Regions from separate parts of the Homo sapiens genome. Here all the other regions are linked to region 1. A link is a loop called in an ENCODE intact Hi-C map of the cell type or tissue named here. Cell type or tissue: GM12878. All regions are shown on one strand.

Region 1 (5,000 bases):
ACCTGTTATCTCCTATGCTTGCTGCCATGGTTTTGAATCATAAATACAGGGAAAGAGGAGGCTATTATTTAGATATGTAACAAAAATCGCTTTATAGTTCGGAACCAAGATTATGATTATCTTCAGGAAGGGATAACAGAATATGAAATGAACTACCTTTTCAGTGAGTTGTTAATTAATTTTCAAAGTCTTTTGAACTAAGTGCAGTATTTGGTCACTGTTCAAATAAGTTGAGGGTAACTGGTACCAAGCCCTATGCAACTGAAAACAGGCTTTGGGACTTATGTAGTACATGTGTCACATTTTCCAATTCCTAATCTATAAAAGCTTTTTAAATTGTGGTAAAATTCACATAACATAAAATTTACCATCTTAACCTTTTTTTAAAGTATATGGTTCAATAATGTTAAGTGCATTCACATTGCTATGCAACCAAGAAAAACATTTTTAAAGGGACGTATTTTTCTTAAGGAAAAGAGTTTGGGAAGTAAATGATGGCAATTGTTTGTCTCATGGAAAATTTCCTGGACAGTAACTTTTTACCTTCAGAGATATATTCTCTATAAATGGTAATTATCAGTAGTAAGTTATGAGAGTAAACATTTTGAGTACTAGTGATCTATAATAGCTTTTACTTAACACCAATACTTTTTTTTTTTTTTTTTTTTTGCAAAAGGAAGGGTCTACTGAAAATAGGTTGCTAACATTGACAACAAAGTATTTTAAGTCATTGCAGTAAGGAATTACTGGAAATTGAGTAGACAAAGAAAATTAATATGAGTTCCATTTTGATGGTTACTTAGCAAGTTGAACTTATGAGAGTCTTTGAAATAGTTGCAGTATGAGAATTGTTCTATTGAACAGCGAAACAACCCAATCAGGTAATAGTTTTTCCAGAGAGTGACTTGCTATAAGGGACAGAAGTTAGAGACTTAGATTCTTTCAAAATAAAGGATTTTTTTTAATTGCTTGAAGAAGGATTTTTGGAATCAGCAAATCAACTGTTATTGTGAGAGATTTAAGTGGTTTTACTATTCACAACCATTTATTATGTGGCATTTACTGGAATGTGGTTTCATAACCTCAAGTATTTGGAATCCCAAAAGTAGAAATGCCTTTCCCTTGAGATTGTTGTTTCTCAACCTTTAAAAATCCATATTTCCTTTCTGATAAACATTAAAATCTCACAAATCCTAGAGGATTGTAATACATGTTCCTTCCCATACAGTCCTACTCCTCCTCTACACCTCACCATACTGACTACAGACTTTCTCTTCTAGTTCCCTCATCTGTGAATATTATGCAAAGTCCTTCTTTATATGATTTATGTAATAGATTTTTAATATTAACTATTTCAAAATTGTATATCCTTCCTCCCCCATCTTCAGATTCTAACATTGCCCCTAGTCAGAGGAGAGGATACCCCTTAAAGATTACTCAGTTCAGCACAGCCAACTGAGCAGTGCCATGTTTACGTTCACCTCAGAGGAGTAGAACATCACATGCCTGCTTTCCCTTTTGGTGTTATACTGTTTAGTTGTGCACTTAAACCCATAACATTTGATAAATAGTCTCAGAGAAAGAAGTATTACTGGAGAAAAAAAGGAAGTAAGGCAAAACTGAGACTCATGGGTGTGGTCTTTGACAGTGAAATCTTTTAGCTCTTGCAAGATCACATAGAAAATTTCACCAAGTTCTAACATCCAGCAAAATGGAGAACATGTACTGGGGACCTTTGGGTTTAACCAGTGAGACTGTCTTGTTTATCCTGTTGCATTTAGCCTTCCAGCTTATGGAAAAATACAAAATTCAAATTCTAACACTGCTGGATTTATGATATTTAAGGTTTCTATTATATCAGCTGCCTGGATGGAGCACAGAAACAGCGTAGTACAATATGCTATGGGTATATTCATGACCAAAGTTTACAATGTGGAAGGAGAATAGAAATGCAAGAGGTCAGTTGGGGAATTAGCTGCTTGTGTTATATAACTCCTTAAAAGTGGAAAATGATCACAAGTAAATGTGAGTAGTGACAGTTCTCTTCCATTTCCTTTCTTCAGGTAAGGAAAACACACTTAATATTTTTGAGTGTCTTTAAAGATCTTCCTAACCATCCAAAAGAGAAGATGTCTTATTTATGTGTATATGTCGTGTTGTTGACTGATTTTTTTGCTTTTTACTCCTGATGTGTTTTGTGGGTGAGAAGGCAAGCATGTAACTAAGATACAGAAAAGACCAAGATGTAGTGGGGCACAGTGGCTTGACGCCTATAATCTCAACTACTCAGAAGGCTGAGGTGGAAGGATTGCTTGAGGCGAGGAGTCCAGGCTGCAGTGGGCTATGATTGCACCGCCACACTTGCTGCACTCTACCCTTGGGGGACAGAGTGAAGCTCTGTCTCAAAAAAAAAACAAAAAACAAAACAAAAACACAGAATTTGTCTTTCATTCACTGATTCACCTCTTTATGTACTACAGTGGCAACTTTTCTGAAATAGAATATGAACTCCTCTTATTCATAGCCCAAGGGGTTGGGAAAGGCTGGTGGCTTTCTTTTCTAGGGCAAAGTGGAAGGAGTAGCAGTTATTCAAGGTGGTTTCCTTTCCCCATCCTGAAACTGCTTTAGATTTGAGTTGGTCTCTCACCACAAGTGTGAACTCTGGCAGAACATTTACCCAGAAACAGAATAGGCTCAGCAGTTGGGGAAACCCAGCAGAGGGGCCTTGCCTGCCTCCCAAATTACTCACACTTGTCTCAACCACCTACAAAAAAGTAGACCTTACTAAAGAATGACTAATCATCCTGGGGTCAAGATGGCGAAAATCCTACCTTTAAGCCTTTGATTCTCTTCAAACGTGGAATTCCAATGTATATATACATAACTGATCAAAGCTCAGATGTTCTGGTTGAACAGGCAGTTAGAGGTGGAACATGATTTGGCTCATACACTGTCAGCCTCAGTGCAGCTCCAGAGGCACCACTACTTACCCTTGATTACTACTTTCTTTATCCAGGATTGGTTGGCTGTCATTTGGCAGGATAATGGCTGCCAAAGACAACAGACTTAAGATATTGTATCTATTGTCAACCTAAAGAAATGGAGGCAAAATTAATATGGGGAATTTATTTGGGTAAAGGTTGACGACAGCTGCCTTGGACACACTTCCAGGTTGCCTTGGGGGGTTGCTCCATTCGGCCTTTGTTGCAACCAGGTTTTTGTTTGTTTGTTTGTTTGTTTTTGTTTTTTGAGATGGAGTCTCTCTCTGTCACCCAGGCTGGAGTGCAGTGGCGCGATCTTGTCTCACTGCAAGCTCCGCTTCCTGGGTTCACTCCATTCTTCTGCCTCAGCCTCCCAAGTAGCTGGGACTACAAATGCCCGCCACCACGACCGGCTAATTTTTTTGTATTTTTTAGTAGAGACAGGGTTTCACCGTGTTAGCCAGGATGGTCTCGATCTCCTGACCTTGTGATACGCTCGCCTCGGCCTCCCAGAGTGCTGGGATTACAAGTGTGAGCCACCGTGCCTGGCCGCAACCAGGTTTTTAAAGGCAAAAGAGAGCAAAGAATGGGCTGATACTAAGTTATTTGATAGGAATTCTCACTGGTTTACAGAAATAACATTGATTAGTGATTATACATTGTTGAACTATAGGGCATGAGTTTTGGTATCTAACGTATGGCATTTTATGGCTACTTGGCATCACATAGTAGGTAGCTTCAAGAGGGTCATTTAGTTCACGGGAGAGTGAGGTGTGACTGCTGTCACACACTTACATTTCAGTGCCTCTCTGGGCCTGATAATTAAAATGGGTTTGCACTCCTCACATTAAAAGTTTTTATTTCTCACTATGAAATAAGGAGGGAAGTTCATTTTAAAAGGAGTGGCAGAATAAGGAGAATTGGAGAACCAGTACAGAAGATTCAAAACCCAGATAGTAGAAGTCCCAGAAAGGAATACAAAAGGAAAGAAATTGCCCCAAAAAATTTTCAAGAAAATTTCCAAGAACTGAAGGAGGAATTTCCAGATTGAAAGGGCCCACCAAACACCTATTGCTATGATATAGTCCATGGCCAAGTATGGTCCTGAAATTTCAGAATCCTAGGGACAAAAAGAAAAAAAATCCTAATTGTTTTCAAAGAGAAAAAAATCGGTTTAAGGCCAGGCACAGTGGCTTATGCCTATAATCCAAGCACTTTGGGAGGCCGAGGCAGGCAGATCACCTGAGGCTGGGAGTTCAAGACCATCCTGGCTAACATGGTGAAACCCCGTCTCTACTAAAAATACAAAAATTAGCTGGGTGTGGTGGCGTGCGCCTGTAATCCCAGCTACTGGGGAGGCTGAGGCACAAGAATCGCTTGAATCCCGGAGGTGGAGGTTGCAATGAGCTGAGATCACACCATTGCACTCCAGCCTCGAGCAACAGAGTGAGAATTGTACAAGATCAGGAATCAAAATGGATCTGATCCTCAAAAAAAATAAACAGAAGCTAGAAGATAGCATAGCAAAGCTTTCAGAATTCTGAGGAAAAATTACTTCCAACCTAGAACTCTTAATCTAGCCAAAGGATCCGTTAAGTCAGAGGGTAAAGATATTTTTAGTTATGCAAAGCCTCAAAAAATTTACTTCCCAAACACTTTCTTAGGAAGCTGCTACAAGATTTGCGTCACCACGTGGGGATATAAAACAAGATTCAGGAGACTGAAAATGAGGGATTCAATTAAAGAAAGAGATGGACAAAGGGTATCCCCAAATTCAAGGTAAAGAAGGTCCCAAGATGAAGGCTTTCCATCAGGCATAGAGAGCAACTAGTCTAGATTGGAGCAAGCCAGAAAGCTTACAGAGTGATTCTTCTAAAGAGATAGAATACCTGACGTGTCTGAATATATTGAGGAGTTGTATTAGTGATAATAGGAAACAAAGCAAACAAGAATTTTCAGGGAAAAAAGTTTTCAGAAAAGGAAAAGTATCCATGGTATTGTTCAACAGTGAATAGCATT
Region 2 (5,000 bases), 890 kb after region 1:
GACTAGACAGAGTGAGCACAGGAGCCTCTGAAACGGCCTTTGCAAAAATTATGACAGTGAGAGAAATCTAAACTAACTGACTCCATCTTGCCTCTAACCTCACAAACTAATTACCTTTGCTCATTACTGGGTGCAGGCCAAGCAAACTATGGAAGGAATTTAGTTTATAGTTTAACTTTGCAGCAAGGATGGTAATAGTCCCTCCCAAAACTGACCCACTCTGAGGACTGAGATTGCCTTTCTAAGACGAAGAAAAAGCCACACAGTGAGGACTATAGGAGGGGCCTGAATTCTGCCAAGATGTAGGCTAGTAGTTAAATGATAACCAGCCATTATTCCAGAGGTCAGAAGATTTGTAACTTCTCCAATTGTTCTTATAGATAACATCACTATTGTCAAGTTGTCAAGACCTAAGACTGGTCTTTGAGATATTTTTCAGACTTTTGCATTCAGTTGGACCTGCTGACTCCACCTGGACCTGTGACTCATACCAAGGAACTAAATCAACCAGTCCTGTGACCGTCACCCATAAAATGACTCAGTGCATAAAGACCATTTTGGACAGTCCTATGATTTCATCCCCAACCAATCAACAGCACCCATTCCCTAGGTCCCTGCCTGCCAAATCATCCTTAAAAACCCTAACCTCCAAGCTTTGAGGGAGTCAATTTGAGAACTGTCTCCTGTCCTTTCACTTGGCTGTTCCTGTGACTATGAAATTCTCTATTGCAATATCACTGTCACAGTGAATTGGTTTTATCTGTGCAGTGGGCAAGAAGAACCTGTCAGACTATTACAACTCAGGTTCTAGACCACCACTAGCTACTGTTAGGTCAGCACACTTCCGTAAGCCTGAGCCAGTCACCTACTGGCTTTCACCTCCAAATATACATACCCTTCCTTGCTCAGTAATTCTGGGGAAGGGCTCTACAGCTATATTTCCAAGAAGCCTCATCTGCAGGATTCTTGCTAGGTTCTGTTAATAGGAGAAAATAGAGAAAAAATTGGATGGCAATTAGAGAAGAGGAGGGACTCCTCCTTTCCTCCTTCTTGCTGACAGCATGCACCCAGCAGTAGCACCTGCTCCAGCCTCTAGCTTCCTTTGTAATATCCAGAACCTGCTTCATCATGCCTCACGGAGGTACCAGTAGCAGCTAGGGGGATTATAAACCTTAGAGCTTTGATCTGAGATCTTCTGTGTTCCTCCTTCCTGCAGTTACACTTTCTCAGTTACCTCAGAGTTTCTCTTTTGCTCTTTTATCTGTGTAACCAATTTTCATATTAAATCTCTCTGCTGAAATATCTAGTGTGATTTCTTTTTTTTGAGACAGAGTCTTACTCTGTCACCCAGGCTGGAGTGCAGTGGCACAATCTTGGCTCACTGCAACCACTGCCTTCCAGGTTCAAGCGATTTTTCTGTCTCATCCTCCCAAGTAACTGCAACTACAGGCATGTGCCACCACACCCAGCTAATTTTTGTATTTTTAGTAGGGACGGGGTTTCACCATGTTGGCCAGGCTGGTCTTGAACTCCTGGCCTCAGATGATCTGCCTGTCCCGGCCTCCCAAAGTGCTGGGATTACAGGCCTGAGCCACCATGCCTGGCCTCTAGTATGATTTCCCTAACTGGAGCCACCACGCCTGGCCTCTAGTGTGATTTCCCTAACTGATATAAGAACTGATTCATCTTACCTATTGTGATGAAATTAAATAATTAGAACTTAAATCTGTTGGAACTTTAGGTTATTTTGAGCCTTGAGAGGTATGTGGCCTGAGTCACATACCATGCAGCTGTAACTTCTGCTTTTTCCTGTAAATGACCAGAAAAGACCCTGTGGTGCCCGAGGTAGGAACCCCTCAGATCATCACCCCTGCTCATGGAATGTTAAAGAAATCTTAGTTGGAATATAGCAATCTGTAACCAACAAAATCACTGTAATATACATACTGACCTTGTATGGAAAATGTTGCAACCCTGTTAACTGCCTATATGAGTGAAACTTTCAATTCCTCACTTGGTAATGCTAACCCCATTTGTCTGGAGTATGTTTTCCAAGAGGTCATCCTCAAGCTTTGCACTTGAATAAACTCTATATTTAATCGTTTTTCTGAATCTCGTTATTCAAGTTAGACATTATAACGAAAGTATTTTTAAGTGGTAAGAATACAACATCTAGACCTGGAGTTGGCAAACATTTTCTTAAATAGCTGGTTGGTCAATAGTTTAGGCTTTGTGGGCCTTATGGTCTTTAGTTTCTGTTATAACTACTCAAGTCTGCCATTGTAACTTGCAGGCAGCTACAGCCAATCTGTGAGTGAATGGGCACAGCTGTGTTCCCATAAAACTTTCCTTTTAAAACATCAGGTGGCCAGTCCTGACTACAGTTTGACAATCTCATCTGGACATTCCTCAAAATTGTGAGCACCATTAAAGCAAAAACAAAAACTGCTCACAAGACTGGACTTGAAAGACAAATGTTGAGACTGAAACTCCAATTACCCTGAAACAATATCAGCATACGACTCCAATATATGTAGCAGAAAAGTAAAAGTGGGCAGAATATGTATGTCTCAGTATTCAAGTATCAGATATCTATTTTCATCTTAACCCAAATATGAACATGTTGGTAAAGAAATGCAAGGCTGGAAGGACTGACCGAACTAAGCCGAGTTACACTGCCTGGTTCCCTCTGCTATCATGCAGAGTCAGGAAGCTCTACACACACAGGGAGCCAGCACTAAGCAAGGTGGCAGGACTGCTTTATCCCTTTCTGAAATGAATTTTTTTTTTTCTGATTATAGTCACTCCCTCTTTTCTTGATAAGACTTTTCTGGGAATAAACAAGACTGATACAATAATGGCCCAAACTAATACGTACAGGGCTTCTATGCCCCATGAAATTGACTGGCATTAGGCCGTGAAATCCGAGGTGATGATAAACACTTGAAAGGTGGAAAGTTCTTAAGTGTATGACTAAATGACTCACTGGCCCGTGAAACATGCAACTATTTTAGCAAAGGGCTAGTTTCTCTTCACATATACTTAAAAGCAGTTGCAGTGAGACTTCAGTGGAGGGTATTATAGTGCAAACTAAGAAAGATCAGCTCATGTTTAAAAGAAAACTGAGTAAAGGAAATCTGCATTTATGGAAACTGAAAGCTCTAACACTGACTCATTGAAGAAGTCTCCCGAAGATTTATAAGTGTAATCAACAAGGCTACTCTTTGTGACAAGCATTTGTCATCCCCGATATAAGAAAAAACAATTATTGGAAAACAAAACTGCCACAGGAATTGCCCCATTCCCAGTATTTGCCAGGCAAAACATTCAGCAGTATGGGGCAAAAATTACTATACTACCTGCGTCTGGAGCTGTTAAAACAAACAAACAAAAAATGTTATAAACATATAAAGAATAATAATTACGCATTCTTATGGTGTTCTTCTAGTTTGCTGGGTTGTTCTAGGCAATGTAGACTTTCAACCCACTTATTCTTCTTATGCTCATTCCCATTTTACAAATAAGGAGACTGAGGCACAGATAGGCACAGCCAGTAACTAGACTAAAATTCTGTGATTAGTATGCACCAAAGCCACATTTGGACCAGGCAATATGGCGCCAAAGCCTGTGGTTACAATCACTCTTCTAAACCTCTCTAAATCTTTGGAACAGTGATTGCATGTGGTAAATGCTTTCTTGGCATTTTTTTGTGAATTGGTGGAGATGAATTAGGCTTTATGGAAGTGTTTAAATTCATGGTTTGCAACTATTTTAAATAAGCAGGTTGGTAGTATCCTTAGGACTTGGGTCAGTTGAAACTTAATTTGTTCTGCTTCAAAGTCAAAAGAGTGCAAATTCAGAAAACTCTAGAATTTTCCCTCTGGACAGTAAGAAGGATGGCAACTCTGTGGCTTCCTAGAAGGTAACTTCCTAGAAAGGAAGTTTTACCATCTCTATTCTCTTTTCCATGGGAATACCCAATAACTTTCATCATCTTTTTCCTGAACTCATTAAAAAGTAGTCACGTAAGCTTTAAAATAGGTTTGTTTTCTTCCCTTTTTTCATGTTCTCTAGATTTTAAATATTATACAATGCTGAACAACTCAGGTCCTGCAGTATACATTTTGAAAAAATTATAAAATTAGCCAACAAAAAAATTCAATGATTCCTCCTTTACAGCAAAAGCTACCATAGGAGCTTATTTTCTACCAAGCTCATCAGTTCTGTGGTATCTGTCCCTCCTGCCATTGTTCAACTCTTTCCTTAGAACTCTGAGGGAGAGGTGAGCTTCCTCCCCGATCATTCCACACCCCAATCTATGACTCAGATGCTTGTCCTCTTGTTCCCAAGGGATTTTTTTAAAATCTTACCTTTTCCCTCTAAAACACAAAGCTCCTTCCTTCCTTCCTTCCCTCTTTCTTTCCTTCCTTCCTCCTCCCTCCCTCCCTCCCTAGCTTCCTTCGTTCCTAGCTTCCTTCCTTCCTAGCCTCCTTCTTTCTTAGCTTCCTTCCTTCCCTCCCTCCCTCCCTCCCTCCCTCCCTCCTTCCTTCCTTCCTTCCTTCCTTCCTTCCTCTTTCTCTTTTTTACTTGAAACAGGGTCTCACTCTGTCACCCAGGCTAGAGTGCAATGGCACTATCATGGCTCACTAAAGCCTTGAACGAACTCCTGGGCTCAAGCGATCCTCCTGCCTCAGCATCCCAAAGAGCTAGGATTACATGTGTGAGCCACTGTGCCCAGCTGCATCTTCAGTTTCTTTCCACTGCTCACTTCTGCTCTGTGGTTAAGGATGCAGAGTGTGTACTGATCTTAAAGAAATACTTACCTGATCCTGCTGCATCCCCAAGCCATCTGGACAAACTTCTCAAATAAACAGTCTACATTCATGGCCTTCATTTTCCCACTATTCCTCTTCATGTCTCTTGATCTATCCCTTACTACTTAGTCCACATTCATTTCTCTCTCCTCATCTTATTAAAATGTTTATTTTCTGTACCACATA
Region 3 (5,000 bases), 220 kb after region 1:
GTGGTGTGTGATTGTGTTTATTTTACTAACCAGTATATTCACAGCAATCACTTCCAAATATCTCTCCAGTAAAGATGTGTTAATTACAAAACAGACAAGGTCTTCTATTATATTAAAGCTACTAACAAGAAGACAGCAGGAATCACACATGTAAATAGCATCATCAACCCCTATTTTAGTCCTCTGTTTTGATCTGTGAGTTGCGCATAGACCAAAGGTGCTATTAAAGACTGAGTGTATGAAATAGGCAGCATTATATGAACAAAATTTATTCAACAAGAAAACAGACCTTTAACATGAATTTAACAAGCCTGAGAAATTATAAACTATCATATGCTGCAGATTCATGCAGTGATAATAAACAAAAAAGGAAAGTAAGAGGTTTCCCTAAGCTAGCCAAACTGCTAATGGTTTTGTTATAAGCTGTCTACTGTTGCAGTGACCTCTGAAAAGTCTCAAGGCACTTGTACCAGAAAAAATTAAATGGTCAGGCGGGTGAATAGAGATTCAATGTATTGTGTAGGCCTTCAGCATGGAAAGGAATTTTTCAAAGTCTAGCATCATATTCCTGAAAATATTCTTCATACTTTAGCTCAGAGGTTTTCGTTATTATATATTAAGGAGATAGTTTTTGTGTAAAGTTTTTTGGTTAAGTTACTGTTTGAGTTTATAAGATATAAACTGAACTAATTTAATGTCTATATACTTCAAAATGAACTGTTTAGAAAATTCAGAGAGCTCAAAAAAATGGATTATTTCCCCTACCAACCCATACATTAATTAATTCTTGGGAGTTCTTTGTTCAGTGTGTTATATCTAAGATTTCTGTTCTTAACCATGGAGTGACCATTTTGCTGTCATTCTATTGCATCATGCTGTAAATACACAAACATGGAGAAACGCTTTCAGCTTATACACACCATCGAGTGCTCACTAGGGCTTTTTTTTTTTTAATCTTACGGTGGCATAATTAACACCTTCTTCACCCATTGCTCATTAGCGCACTGGACATTAATGAGTCTATTTTGATAGGTTGCTCTAAAGGATAAATCCACTTATTTTCACAGTGCAAAAAGCAATTATAAAATTATACCAAAATTAAAATGTAGACTATATTGCCATGTTTATATTTTATTGCATACTAAATCTAATTTTGGTCTGCAGGTTGTTGAACATGTTAGTTTCCTTAAGACAGTTGCTATAGTGATGGCAGCAAATTCCTTTAATCTTAGTGTAAAGTAGTCATTTTCTATAGGCCATCATTGCTACTCAGGAATTGTCAATGAAAGCATCTCATTTTATTAAGTTCTTGAATTTTTCTCTTAGTTTCTTAAGAAAATTTAAAAAATTTGTTTTTAACAGATCATGATATCTACTGAACTAGTATTTTCATTTCCTTTTTATGAAGTTTCACACCTGCTTATAATATTTCAGAGAAATAATATAGACTTCTACAAGTAAAATAGCTGTCTGCTATTTTAGTTTCAAAGCATTCAGTATAAAAAAGTATATAGGAATTTTGTTGTGATATATAATGAAATTTTCATAATTTTGTAGTAGCTTTTTCTCCCTCTCACAAATGAATTTACTGAAATCTTGAAATGGGCCAAAATGATGCTTTGCTCCTAAATATTTACTGTTAACAGTTAGGGTGGCAATTCTTAATTTTCTATTTAAGTTATATACCTATCTTGGAAAATGGCCACCTTCTTCCTCCTTTGCCAACATTTTAACTTTATCTTATTTTATGTTCTTTTTTAGTATGAGTGTGAGGAAATTTTACTTCTATATTTTTAACAATTGTTTGAAGTTATTTATGATAACATCTGACTAAAATATGTCTGATAGTACTTGTTTTTATTGCTTTTTTAAAAAAGAGAATATGTTTAGAAAAAAATTTTAAGTATAAGCATGTAGGCCATATTTATATATAAACATGAAAGTTAAGTGTGGATTAAGGTTATTGTATAAAAAGAAAAAAGTTTTCACAAACTATTAATTCATGTTCTGGGGATACTTGGCTTTATTTTGATGCAAGAGGAATGAATCTTTGGGAAAATGTTAACTGTTCAAAATAAAAGTAAAATTCAGAGTTGATATTGTAGGCCGAATGAGTAGACAGAAGCTTAGACTGATTAACTTGTCATCATGTTTTAGTCTAGGTTTGTATTTTTTGTTATTGTCTTTGGACCCATCATAGCAATCTTTTACAAAGGGTGATTTTCTTTCTTTAAATCTTGTTCTTTAGCATACAGCATACAGTAATACTTATTACAAGCAGAATTTTCAGACTTGATTAGATTTGGTTGGCTTAACTATTTTTAATCTCTTAATATCCTCAAGTAATAATTGTATAAATAAGAACAAATCTAGTTGACACAGCTTTTAAAACATTGATAAATCTTAATCGTTCAGCACTTTTAAAGGCAAAATATAGAAATACTGTTACTTAGTATATGATCTTGCTGTAAGATTGTTTCATGTGATAAATCTATTGAGTTAAATTCCCTTAAAGTGGCAATCTGTCTTAAAGTCACATGACTTTACATAAAACTTTACAGTGTTGAAAAGCTTTAGCAAGTATGTGATTCTTGTTAATCTCTTTATATGTAAGAGCTAACAGATGTTATTGTATCATAGGAGAATTTGAAGTATTTCTGTACACACAAAAAGAATATACTTATTGTAATATCTTTACCATGAATTTAGGACCATATCATTCCATACCATTTTCTTGGCTTAAAGCATGGATGACCTTGGTTTTCTTATATTGTGCCTTTTATACTTGACAGTGGCTTGGACATTTAAGGCCATCAGACAAGGTATAAAGTCTTTCATAGTCACAAGAAGTAAAAGGTATCTGACTAGAAGAGAATATGTGGGCAAGTGCCTTGCTGGCTGTAATTTTGTTGTCATTTCAAGTACTGTGGTGGTGTAATTGATGTGACAGGGCTGGGCTTTAGATGTGGTCCCTTAACTTGTGCTCACTTTCAGTTTTAGTTTCTCTGTCATTCATTTTGATTAGGTAAAATTTAGGTGACAAACATATGCACACCAGTGAAAGCTGTTTGGTGTAAGTTTAGTAATGACATATTTCAATAATAAAGATGCAAAGTTAATTTTTTTCTTTACTGCTTCATGAAAATTGCAATAATTGGTGTCACCTTACATTACAAGATAGAGGGTGGTGTGCTGATGGCACAGTCAGCAGGAGGTTCTTTTTTATTAATATTATAATTAAATGATTTTCTGGATATAGTCCAGAAACAGATGCACGTCGATCATGCCTTGTCCACTGTTGCTTGGCATTATCACTTGCTTTTTAAAAAAAAATTGACTTGACACCTTGTTTTTACAGGTTGTTATTGATGCCTTCAGATTGATCAATGCTAATATGATGGTCTTAGGACATGAACCAAGACAAACAACTTCGAATCTGGGTCACTTAAACAAGCCATCTATCCAGGTATTGCCTATATTTGATAATGTGTTAAAACTCTTTTAAATTTTAAAAGCCTGCTATAAGTAGTCTTTTTAAGTTCTAATTCTTAGCATTTTAATTTGCTTGCAAATTAATTTTTCTTTTGTTTTAAAAGAATTGTGGAAATACTGTTGTAAAAATTAGATTTGCTCATATGTGAGTCAGTTTTTAATGGGGTCTTTAAATTTTCCTATCATATTTGAGGACCCCCTTTTTGGGAGCATAGTAGATCTTTTATCTTGAAAGCATTCTGGCTTTGCATGGTTAACATTATAGAGAAGGACCAATAGGAGTTTCCGGTGAAGGATGTAACTATTATCATTGCTTGATTAGTAGGTATTTTTCATAGCAGAAAACAATGGAGAAATTGCTGTATATTTTAAGATATCCCTAGAAGTAATTCTTAAATATACTTAAAATTTTCTTCTTTAAAAAACCCACCTTTAAAATAAATCCTATAAAAGACATCCATATGTTACTTGTGATGAGAGTTTATGTCTTGTTTTTTATTGTGATAGTCAATTACCATTAATTGCAGTTACTGGTATTCAGACACTTAATATCCTCTTGAGTGATTGTTTTCTTTGTATCATTCACATGCCATGGTGTTTTTATACAAATCTTTATTTTCTGCAAAAATTATTTTAAATGTGTTTTTAAACGCACCACAGTCTGTGTCTATCTAGTTAATTACTACTCTAAAGATTAATTAAAAGGACAGAAATACCATGTTTGGTTAAGTAGAATACATAAAACAAAGACATTATAGTAGCTATTGCTGCTCCCTTCTGAAACCTTGCTCTGTCATGAGGTTGTCTTTGGGGAGTTGTGGCTTTGACAGTTAACCATGGTTAAGCCTTGGTTACACTTTGATAACTTTATACTTTTAAATGCTTAATTTTGGGGCAGTCACTCATCTGTAATCTTCATCAAAGTGAAGTGTTTTGTTTTAAAGGATTGAGGTGTGTTGATTTGAAAAAAAAAAATGCAAGTCAAGGAAAACTGCAAAGTATAATGTGTATGAAATAAGCTACCAGTGGTTTTGATTGGGTACAGACAAGCCTGTACTTGCATGTTCCAAGAGAATATATTATTGGACCTGTTTAGCCTTGATAATGACCTTTCTTATAAACTTCGGTAGCATCATACTGCTTCATTATTTTTTGCAAAAGGTTAAGTAGCATCTCACAAGCCAAGATCATTGTGATTACTACATGGTATGTTTCTGCCAGAAGTTTTTACTAATTGCAAGTCACTCACCACCTGTTGCAGATTTCTTTTTTAAAATTAAAGCACTGCTTTTTAACCTTAAAAATCGACTGTAATCAATATTAATAACGTGTTTTTTCTATACCAGTCCAGTTTGTATTTTTTAATCTTACCTTATAGCCTGTAATTTAAAGTGCACCTTATAAAGCAGGTTCCAAACCTGTGTTAAACAACATGTGTATGTAACAACTACAGCATCATTATTTTTCCTTTCATTTTAGTTTGTTTTGCCTTCCAGTTAGAACCTGTA

The links. Hi-C counts contacts between places; a loop is a spot of excess contacts. Peaks named below come from ENCODE experiments on the same cell type or tissue, not always from the same donor. Only the 100,000 strongest peaks of a DNase experiment are listed, where the experiment ranks them.
Region 2: a loop joins it to region 1, with 2.5 times the contacts of the local background. A loop is called at or near these places in 1 of 110 quality-filtered maps.
Region 3: it touches region 1 in a loop (2.1-fold over the local background); 1 of 110 quality-filtered maps calls a loop at or near these places.

The regions. Positions count from the first base shown.
Region 1 is chr2:161,164,392-161,169,391 of GRCh38, forward strand. The region is part of intron 1 of TANK (TRAF family member associated NFKB activator); the gene reads left to right. Among named protein-coding and RNA genes, the nearest start is that of TANK, 6.5 kb to the left of the region's middle. RefSeq lists enhancers at 1-100, 2,322-2,371, 2,382-2,771, 2,682-2,851, 2,832-2,881 and a cis regulatory region at 2,767. In GM12878, no CTCF peak of the experiment used is centred here; DNase peaks (open chromatin) are centred at 1,603 and 2,660; H3K4me3 peaks cover 2,337 bases; H3K27ac peaks cover 3,516 bases.
Region 2 is chr2:162,056,467-162,061,466 of GRCh38, forward strand. The region is part of intron 2 of DPP4 (dipeptidyl peptidase 4); the gene reads right to left. Among named protein-coding and RNA genes, the nearest start is that of DPP4, 15 kb to the right of the region's middle. In GM12878, no CTCF peak of the experiment used is centred here; DNase peaks (open chromatin) are centred at 2,460, 2,655 and 3,015; H3K4me3 peaks cover 2,078 bases; H3K27ac peaks cover 3,228 bases.
Region 3 is chr2:161,382,106-161,387,105 of GRCh38, forward strand. It overlaps PSMD14 (proteasome 26S subunit, non-ATPase 14), which reads left to right. Exons shown (of 12, transcript NM_005805.6): 8 at 3,359-3,466. Among named protein-coding and RNA genes, the nearest start is that of TBR1, 32 kb to the right of the region's middle. In GM12878, no CTCF peak of the experiment used is centred here; DNase peaks (open chromatin) are centred at 2,976, 4,296 and 4,544; H3K27ac peaks cover 993 bases.